Linked DNA regions of Homo sapiens: region 2 is linked to region 1. A link is a contact called in ENCODE Hi-C or POLR2A ChIA-PET data. All regions are on one chromosome and are shown on one strand. The core of a region is the stretch at or near the end of the contact, and the rest is flanking DNA. Distances in the headings are between cores, read along the strand shown. Region 1 overlaps KDM2B (lysine demethylase 2B). Region 2 overlaps CFAP251 (cilia and flagella associated protein 251).

Evidence for each region. A loop is a pair of places that touch in the nucleus more often than their neighbours do. ChIA-PET counts read pairs that join two places held with the same protein, here RNA polymerase II (POLR2A). Pooled maps may share reads with other maps.
Region 2: a loop to region 1 is called in a pooled map, with 2.5 times the contacts of the local background. The contact joins two enhancer-like sites. A Hi-C loop is called at or near these places in 1 of 37 single-sample maps with no recorded cell type and 3 of 50 pooled maps. POLR2A ChIA-PET finds 5 or more read pairs at or near these places in 1 of 52 experiments (activated CD4-positive, alpha-beta T cell).

The regions. Positions count from the first base shown.
Region 1 is chr12:121,519,916-121,524,881 of GRCh38, reverse strand. It overlaps KDM2B (lysine demethylase 2B), which reads left to right. Exons shown (of 23, transcript NM_032590.5): 9 at 3,782-3,897. Among named protein-coding and RNA genes, the nearest start is that of KDM2B-DT, 58 kb to the left of the region's middle. RefSeq lists an enhancer at 1,481-1,670. Within about 2 kb of position 1,706, at least 3 of the 41 ENCODE cell types and tissues checked have a DNase peak (open chromatin) inside an H3K27ac peak, as active enhancers do.
Region 2 is chr12:121,990,610-121,995,604 of GRCh38, reverse strand. The region is part of intron 19 of CFAP251 (cilia and flagella associated protein 251); the gene reads right to left. Among named protein-coding and RNA genes, the nearest start is that of BCL7A, 29 kb to the left of the region's middle. RefSeq lists a silencer at 288-582 and enhancers at 3,339-3,438, 4,521-4,570. Within about 2 kb of position 3,369, at least 13 of the 41 ENCODE cell types and tissues checked have a DNase peak (open chromatin) inside an H3K27ac peak, as active enhancers do.

The DNA.
Region 1 (4,966 bases), core at 457-2,956:
TGCTGCTTTGTGTATCACTGGCTTCCCATCTATGACTGCATCTGTCCCTGGTCGCTTGGCCTGAATAGCCTCTGTTTATTGCCTTCATATTGTCGATGACTCTGGCTGGAAGCAGGAGGCAGATGCCAGCGTTCCCAGCCCAGGCAGCAGCCTGGGAGCACCGGCTCTCATGCTTCCTGGGCTGTCGAGAGGCCATCGGAGGAGGGGTATGGATGGGGCCCACAAACGCTGTTATTTCCACACCTCCTTCTTACTGAGGGAGGCATGTGGGTAATGAAGCAGATGTGAGCAGAGCTGGGGGAGGGACGCAGTGGCGGCTAATCCAGGGGTGGCTGCCTGACCCACCCTTGAGGCCCTGGCTGCGAAGGGGAGTGGGTAAAAGCTTCTAGAATCCCTCGAGTGTCTGGGCGTGCAGATCCCCTGCCCCCTCCTCGCAGCAGCAGCTCTCCTCTGTGTTCCTCTTTCCTCACGTGTCAGGGCAACAGATGTAAGTCAGGTGCGTTGGCCTCTGCACCTGCCAGGAGAACAGGGAGAGTCCAGGGCTGGGAAAGATGGATGCATGTGGGCACCATCCTCTACCAGAGCCCTTGTGATCGACAGAGACAACCACAGATACCAATGCCAATTGCTTATATGGATTCAGGACTTGCTCACCAAGTTCCCCAGAAGGGAGGGGAGTGGAGGGGACAGGATGGAACCCTAGCCCCTGGACTTGGGCTTTCTGCAGGGAGGGAGGTAGGCTTGTGGGGCCATATAAGATGCACCTGCCTGTGCATCACATGACCCGGTGGTCCCGGGTCCCAATCTTAGGAAATGTTGCTAGGATAACGGGGATGGCGACAATAACAGCATTCAATAGCATGGTTCCACTTGGTGGAAACATGGAAATGTTGAGGTCAGCCTGCAGGCAGCAGAGGCAGGAGACTGAAGCGGATGTGGAGACAGAGGCTCTTTCAGGGCGGCAGCCATGCTTCTGTGCAGAGGAGGGTGAAGGTCGTGGGATGGGAAGCTGGGGAGCTCGACGGCCGCTTGCAACCGCACAGAGCAGCTGTCTTTCATGGCTCACGCCAGAGACCCGGGGAGCCAGGCACAGAACGAGGTTGCCTAAAGCAAAGCCCTCGTGCCTGTACCCGGCAGCACTGGGCTTCTGGTGATGAGCTTTCCCTTGCTCTCCCCTGAGGATGGCCAGCTCTGTTCCATGCGTTGCCCTGGTGGGAAGGGACAGCGGCTGAGTGTCCACTGCGGATGCCAGCAGTGGCCCCGCAGTCTGTGCTGTCTTCCAGGCAGGAGCGTTGCTCCCAGCAGTGGTGACCACCCATGACTCAGGGCTGGCGTGTTTCATTGGGGGACAGACTGGAACCGCTCGGGCTTGGGGGGCAGAGGCAGTCGCTGTAATTTTCCTCAGAGCAAAAGAATAAAGTGCATGGCTGGGAGAGGAGGGGACAGCGGCCTCCAGGGCCAGGCCCTTCAAGGTGCAGGGTCTTGGGGCACCGCCACCCTTCCCTCTGCTGCACCATTCCCCCAGCCAACCCTCCTCTGTCCTTCACTGTGAGTTGCTCCGCCTCTGTCCGCCCTTGTCCTTATTTCTCTCTGCGTTTCTCCTTTTGCCTCCCCTCTGTATTTCCCAGCCTTTCCCCCGGGACTTGCAGTCCTGTGCAGAACCTTTGATGCAGCGGCAGCTGTGCAGCGTGCTGGCTAAAAACGGAGCCGCTGTCGCTTGCCAGCTGTGACTCATTCAGCAAGTGGCTTCCCCCTTTGTGCCCTCAGTTTCAGCATCTGTGAATTGGGGTTGATTCTCCTCCTGCCCATCTCCTAGCCCCACGCTGTGTGACCCGGCAGCCAGGAGCCACACACATGTCACCTGAGCACTTGCAGTATGGCCACTGTGAATTGCAGTGCAGTAGCTGTGTGTCCCAGTGAATGAGGGGCTTTCTCCCAGCCTTCATGGACCATGCAGAGCCCGACTTCCCGGGCTCAAAATCCTGATAGGTGACTTCATTTTTCTGTGCCTCACTTTCCTCATCCATAATTTTTGTTGTTGTTTTTGGCTCTGTCTCCCAGGCTGGAGTGCAGTGGTGCGATCTTGGCTCACTGCAACCTCCACCTCCGGGGTTCAAGCAATTCTCATGCCTCCGCCTCCCAAGTAGCTGGGACTACAGGCATGTGCCACCAAGCCTGGCTAATTTTTGTATTTTTAGTGGAGACGGGGTTTCGCCATATTGACCAGGCTGGTCTCAAACTCCTGACTTCAGGTGATCCTCCCGCCTCGGTCTTCCAAAGTGCTGGGATTATAGGCATGAGCCACCGTGCCTGGCCCTCATCTGTAAATTGAGGTTGAATATAGTATATACTTTTTTTTTTTTTTTTGAGACGGAGTTTCACTCTTGTTGCCCAGGCTGGAGTGCAATGGTGCGATCTCGGCTCACTGCAACCTCACCTTCCGGGTTCAAGCGATTCCCCTGCCTCAGCCTCCTGAGTAGCTGGGATTACAGGCATGCACCAACACGCCTGGCTAATTTTGTATTTTTAATAGAGACAGGGTTTCTCCATGTTGGTCAGGCTGGTCTCGAACTCCCGACCTCAGGTGATCCGCCCACCTCGGCCTCCCAAAGTGCTGGGATTACAGGCGTGAGCCACCATGCCCGGCCATGAATATAGTATATACTTTTTCGGGATTTCATGAGAATTAATGAGTTAAGGCCTGAAAAGCCCTTAGACCACTGTGCCTGGCACAAGGTGGGCCCTCTATTATCGTTTCTTCTTTTTTTTTCTTTTTGAGATGGTTATCTCTGTTACCCAGGCTGGAGTGCAGGGGTGTGATCACAGTTCACTGAAGCTTCAACCTCTGGAGCTCAAGTGATCCTCCCACCTCAGCCTCCTGAGTAGCTGGGACCGCAGGTGTGCACCACCATGCCCTGCTATTTATTTAATTTTTTTTAGAGATGAGGTATTACTATATTGTCCAGGCTGATCTCAAACTGCTGAGCTCAAGCGATCTTCCCGCCTCAGCCTCCCAAAGTGCTGGGATCACAGAGGTGCACCACTACACCTGGCCCTGCCTCCGTTTCCCTTGTGATGGTGACTGTGTCTGGCTCCAGGCTAGGAGTTTGGAGAGATGAAAAACTGCGGCTCCCAGCTGTGAGAAGCTGCAGGAGAGACTTACCAGCAGCCTGTGGGGCAGAGTGGAGGGCAGAGCTGAGGGGGGCATGCAGGCGTTGTGTGACCAAGGAGACCACATGGAAAGGGGCCTGGGTGGAGTTTGATGACAAGAAGATGGACTTGGGCGGAGGAAAGTGCTTGGGTCCTGCAGCTCTGGCAAGACGTCACTCCTGCGTCATGGTTCCCAGCCATCCTTTGTGACCCCTCTGGGATGGTGAGGAAAGACTCTGGACACATGTGCCACCTGGGAGGGGAGGTGAGGCTCCGTGGCCTGCATGGAGGTGGAGAAAGGGCCTGCCTCTCTGCTGGCCATTGCAGCCAGGTCCCCAGAGGAAGCTTTTGTCATCACGGTCCTCAAGAAGTGGGGGCTGATCTGCAGCTTCCCAGCTCCTGACTTGAGCCAGACAGTGGCTGCTCGAGGCTGCAAGTCTGAGTCCTCTCGGCGGCTCAGGCCTGGGCGTTGTGCAGCAGGCATTGCTGGGCGCCGCTGCCCCAGGCCCTGGCTGCTCTTCTCCACTCCCTGCACCCTCCTGCACGCTCGCTCTCCCTCCCTGCAGCCTTGTGAGGTGTGGGAGCCCACAGGGGCCAGCGGCTCATCCTCTCCTTGCCCTTCCCACCCCAGGTTGGATCCATGCCGTCTACACCCCTGTAGACTCTTTGGTGTTCGGCGGAAACATCCTGCACAGCTTTAACGTGCCCATGCAGCTGCGGATCTACGAGATCGAGGACAGGACGCGGGTAAGGAGGTTCCCTTCTGTCCTCGCGTGCGCGCCTGGCCCCTGAGCTCTGCCGGTGCTCGGTGTGTGGGACAGGTCATACTGAAGTCCTCCACAGTTCCCCTCTCCCTCCCGATTCCTCTCTCAAGCTGGCTTCAGTCCTGGTTCTGTGGCGGGGGAGGGGGGGCAGGGGAATGCCTGTAGGAGCCACACCCGGAGGCCCTGGAGTTTCTGTTCACCTCCAGGTTGGGGGCAGCCAAAACCCCCTTGTGGAAGAGGAAGTGTCTCTGAGAAAGCACCGTGAGATTTCAGGGACCTGCCTCTTCCTCCTCACGTGGAGAAAGTGGTGTGAGGGATTAGGGGGATTTGGTCGCTGTTGTTTGGAGGATGGGTGTGGACCTTGGAAGGGCCTGTCCTGGTCTGAGGTCAGGTCTTGGCTATATGTTCTCCCAGGGACCCCAGATCTGACTGGGGAGGAAGCCTGAGGAAGCCAGTGCCTGAGTCCCCCTGGGTACTGTCTCTGAGGTAGTCTCCATGTCTGCTGAGGACGTCTCTAGTTTCCTGGGGCCGAGGCTTTTCTCTGCCCTTGACAGGGACGGTGCTAGTTTCCCAGACGTCAAGTTTCCCTCACTCACCCCATGTCCTACGAACATGGGCGGAGGCTTAGGTAACTGATGTGTGTCCTTCGCTCCACAAGTGTCCCCTGAAAAGGACAAGTGGCCTGAACTTGCCATGGCCTTTCTCGTGCTAGGACTTGATCACGTGTCCCTAGGCACATAAGACAGGTCCCAAACTGGGTCAAAACTGAAGACTTGGGGCCGGGCGCGGTGGCTCTTGCCTGTAATCCCAGCACTTTGGGAGGCCGAGGTGGGTGGATCACTTGAGGTCAGGAGTTCGAGACCAGCCAGGCCAACATGATGAAACCCTGTCTTTACCAAAAATACAAAAAAGCTGGGCGTGGTGGTGTACGCCTGTAGTCCCAGCTACTTGAGAGGCTGTGGTGGGAGGGTCGTTTGAGCCCGGGAGGCGGAGGTTGCAGTGAACCGAGATCACGCCACTGCACTCCATCCTGGGCGACAGAGCCGGACCTG
Region 2 (4,995 bases), core at 2,120-4,619, 470 kb before region 1:
CTTGAGCCCAGAAAGCCAAGGCTGCAGTGAGCCCTGATTGTGCCACTGCACTCCAGCTTGGGCCAGAGTGAGAACCTGTCTCAAAAAAAAAAGGCAAGATTCCAGGAATGTTGAAATAACATTATTGGTTACAGATACAAATTAACTGTAATTGATACATAATTGATATTATAAAAGTAGCTGTAAATGGTAACACTGTTTCATATACAGCATTTACTGAGTTTATACTATGTACAATTGCTTGTTAAATCATGTATAATTTTATGTAGGAAAAAACACTATCCAGTAGCAATTATTTGCATATTGCACTATATAATTTTGACAGTATTACTACATAGGAATGCTACTATTTACCATGAGGCAGTAGAGGTTGGGGCTAAAAGAGCAATCTTTGATGATAGACCTAGGTTCAAACTCTGGCTCTGCCATTTTCTGTCTATATGACCTTGAGTGAGTTACTCACATTCCTTCTCCTCAGTTTCCTCATCTTGAAAAAGCAGGGAATACAGTAATACGTATGCATTGGGCTTTTCTGAAGCTTATTGAGACTATGTACGTAAAGTGCTTAACATAATGCCTAACACATAGCAAGCATTCAACAGACAGTAATTATTCTTGTGATTATTATTTTTTTTTTAATTTATTTTTTTATTGATAATTCTTGGGTGTTTCTCACAGAGGGGGATTTGGCAGGGTCATGGGACAATAGTGGAGGGAAGGTCAGCAGATAAACAAGTGAACAAAGGTCTCTGGTTTTCCTAGGCAGAGGACCCTGCGGCCTTCCGCAGTGTTTGTGTCCCTGATTACTTGAGATTAGGGATTGGTGATGACTCTTAACGAGCATGCTGCCTTCAAGCATCTGTTTAACAAAGCACATCTTGCACCGCCCTTAATCCATTTAACCCTGAGTGGACACAGCACATGTTTCAGAGAGCACAGGGTTGGGGGTAAGGTCACAGATCAACAGGATCCCAAGGCAGAGGAATTTTTCTTAGTGCAGAACAAAATGAAAAGTCTCCCATGTCTACTTCTTTCTACACAGACACGGCAACCATCCGATTTCTCAATCTTTTCCCCACCTTTCCCGCCTTTCTATTCCACAAAGCCGCCATTGTCATCCTGGCCCGTTCTCAATGAGCTGTTGGGCACACGTCCCAGACGGGGTGGTGGCCGGGCAGAGGGGCTCCTCACTTCCCAGTAGGGGCGGCCGGGCAGAGGCGCCCCTCACCTCCCGGACGGGGCGGCTGGCCGGGCAGGGGGGCTGACCCCCCCCACCTCCCTCCCGGACGGGGCGGCTGGCCGAGCGGGGGGGCTGACCCCCCCACCTCCCTCCCGGACGGGGCGGCTGGCCGGGCAGAGGGGCTCCTCACTTCCCAGTAGGGGCGGCCGGGCAGAGGCGCCCCTCACCTCCCGGACGGGGCGGCTGGCCGGGCGGGGGGGCTGACCCCCCCCACCTCCCTCCCGGACGGGGCGGCTGGCCGGGCAGAGGGGCTCCTCACTTCCCAGTAGGGGCCGCCGGGCAGAGGCGCCCCTCACCTCCCGGATGGGGCGGCTGGCCAGGCGGGGGGGCTGACCCCCCCCCCACCTCCCTCCCGGACGGGGCGGCTGGCCGGGCGGGGGGCTGACCCCCCCACCTCCCTCCCGGACGGGGTGCTGGCCGGGCAGAGGGGCTCCTCACTTCCCAGTAGGGGCGGCCGGGCAGAGGCGCCCCTCACCTCCCGGACGGGGCGGCTGGCCGGGCGGGGGGGCTGACCCCCCCCACCTCCCTCCCGGACGGGGCGGCTGGCCGGGCGGGGGGCTGACCCCCCCACCTCCCTCCCGGACGGGGTGCTGGCCGGGCAGAGGGGCTCCTCACTTCTCAGACGGGGTGGTTGCCAGGCAGAGGGTCTCCTCACTTCTCAGACGGGGCGGCCGGGCAGAGACGCTCCTCACCTCCCAGACGGGGTCTCGGCCGGGCAGAGGCACTCCTCACATCCCAGATGGGGCGGCGGGGCAGAGGCGCTCCCCACATCTCAGACGATGGGCGGCCGGGCAGAGACGCTCCTCACTTCCTAGATGTGATGGCGGCTGGGAAGAGGCGCTCCTCACTTCCTAGATGGGATGGCGGCCGGGTGGAGACGCTCCTCACTTTCCAGACTGGGCAGCCAGGCAGAGGGGCTCCTCACATCCCCGACGATGGGCGGCCAGGCAGAGACACTCCTCACTTCCCAGACGGGGTGGCGGCCGGGCAGAGGCTGCAATCTCGGCACTTTGGGAGGCCAAGGCAGGCGGCTGGGAGGTGTAGGTTGTAGTGAGCCGAGATCACGCCACTGCACTCCAGCCTGGGCACCATTGAGCACTGAGTGAACGAGACTCCGTCTGCAATCCCGGCACCTCGGGAGGCCGAGGTTGGCGGATCACTCGCGGTTAGGGGCTGGAGACCGGCCCGGCCAACACAGCGAAACCCGGTCTCCACCAAAACCAGTCAGGCGTGGCGGCGCGTGCCTGCAATCGCAGGCACTCGGCAGGCTGAGGCAGGAGAATCAGGCAGGGAGGTTGCAGTGAGCCGAGATGGCAGCAGTACAGTCCAGCTTCGGCTCCGCATGAGAGGGAGACCGTGGGGAGAGGGAGAGGGAGAGGGAGACGGAGAGGGAGAGGGAGTGGGAGAGGGAGAGGGAGAGCTCTTGTGATTATATTTTTCTATGCACTTGCTAATTACAATACATGTAATCATAACATAAGATAAATTATAATTTGGCTGGGTGGGGTGGCTTACGCCTGTAATCCCAGCACTTTAGGAGGCTGGAGTGGGTAGATCGTTTTAGGAGCTTGAGACAGCCTGGGCTGTGAAATCCTGTCTCTACAAAAAAGACAACAAATTAGCTTGGCGTGGTGGCGCATGTGCCTGTAGTCCCAGCTACTTGGGAGGCTGAGATGGGAGGATCACCTGAGCCCGGGAGGTGGAGGCTGCACTGAGCCGTGATTGTGCCACTGCACTCCAGCCTGGGCAACAGGAGTGAGGAGTAAGACCCTGTCTGAAAAAGAAAAAAAAAAGAAATAATATATATAAATATATATAAATTACCAATGTAATATATGATTTAACTCAGTTCAGAACAGGAGACTAAGACGACAAAAGGAATTCATAAGGGCCTGAGTTACTCATACCCAGAGAGTTCCAAAGAGCTCAGCAAACATTCACAGCACAAACCACTCAGCATGTGATTCACCTCTTACTCTCTCTTCCCGTATGACTGATCAAGAATCACTACTCAACAAGCACGGAGTTGGCAGCTTCGGCATCACTGACATTTCCTTCCTGAGCCGACTTCGCAAGTGTTCGTTGAAAAGGCAGGTTCTGCTACTTGTCTGAACAAAGTTCATGCTTGGGAGAGGAACCTCGGAGCTGGAAATAGAACGCAGAGCTTGTTCTGAACGCCCCCGTGTGAAGATGGCTTGAGAGAAGCAGGAGTCCTAGCTGAGCGGCCCAGACGCACTGGTGGTTGTCAGTCAGCCTGGCCTTTGATTGGCATTCTCACGCCTGCTAAGGCGGGGCTTTATTCCATTCACCTGGAGAGCTTAAACAGTTCTGAGGCCCAGATCCTATTCCCTGAGAACCTGATTTTTTTTTTTAGATGATAGTCTCACTCTGTCGCCCAGGCAGGAGTCCAGTGGCGTGATCTCGGATCACAGCAACCTCCACCTCCTGAGTCCAACCAATTCTCCTGCCTCAGCCTCCCAAGTAGCTGGGACTACAGGCGCGCGCCACCACAGCTGGCTAATTTTTGTATTTTTAGTAGCAACAGGGTTCCTACTGTTGGCCAGGCTGGTCTCAAACTCTTGACTTCAAGTGATCTGCCTGCCTCGGCCTCCCAAATTGCTGGGATTACAGGAATGAGCCACCACAACCAGCTGAGATCCTGATTTAATTGGTCTGGGGACCAAATTTTTGGAAGCTTCTCATTCGAATGATTTGAATGCGTAGCCAAGCTTGAGAAACATGGCTGGAAGGCAAAGGCTCGCTGACATGTCAGGCTTCACAATGACCGGGAGGTCTTGTTCAAACAGACTGCTGGTCCCACCTGGGGGGTTTCTGAGTCTGGGATAGGGTCTGACCATTTGCATTTCTTGTAAGTCCCTAGGTCACGTGAAGTCAATCCTGTTGGTCTGGGGACCACACTTTGAATACTGCTGCTCTTAGACCACAGGGGTTCACGGAGGTGATACTGGTGCCAAAATGAATCAGCCCCAAGCTTGTGACTTTCAGTAGAGAGTAATAATGGGTGGCAGCTGCGGTGCACGCTCTAATTCTTTGGGCTCACATCTGTTTTCCCCATTAAGCTGTAGCCAGAGCTTTCATCTCTATTTCCCCGGCAGCTTAGTTCAGAGCCTGGCACATTATAGAGGCTCAGAGAAATGTTTACTGAATGGATAGATAGATGGATGAATGGATGAATGAATGAATGATGAAGTAAATAATGTGGACACAAGTGAGGCCACAAAAAGAATTCTCTTGAAACTCACAAGAAGCTTAGAATAATCATTTAGTGCCCTAGTTAATTTTACTCGATTTACTAGTAGTTACTGAGCATTTGGTTTAGTGCAAAGCCAATGAAATACAAGTCTCTCAATTATTACTAGAACAGTTCTGCATTCTGGTTTTCAATCTTAGTCACTGGGGTCAGCAAATATTTATTCAGTGTCTATTAAGGTCTGGGCCATGTGAAGAGATGCTCAAGAGACGATATACACAAGGAAAGCGAACTAACAGGCTCCATCGCCAAGGTCCTCAGCCCTGGCTGCCTGGGGCTTTAAAAACTGTCCATGCTTAGACTCCACCCCTAGGTTCTGTTGCACAAGGCTGGGGCCCAGGTGTAAAAATCAGGTGTAAAAATACTGATGTATTTTTTTAAGTGCCCTCAACTGATTTTAAAAGGTTGGCTACCGTGGCTCTAGAAGATTCAGTGCCAAGATGCAGGAGAACATCATCAAAGGTTGGAGGAGCTCTCAGCCAGG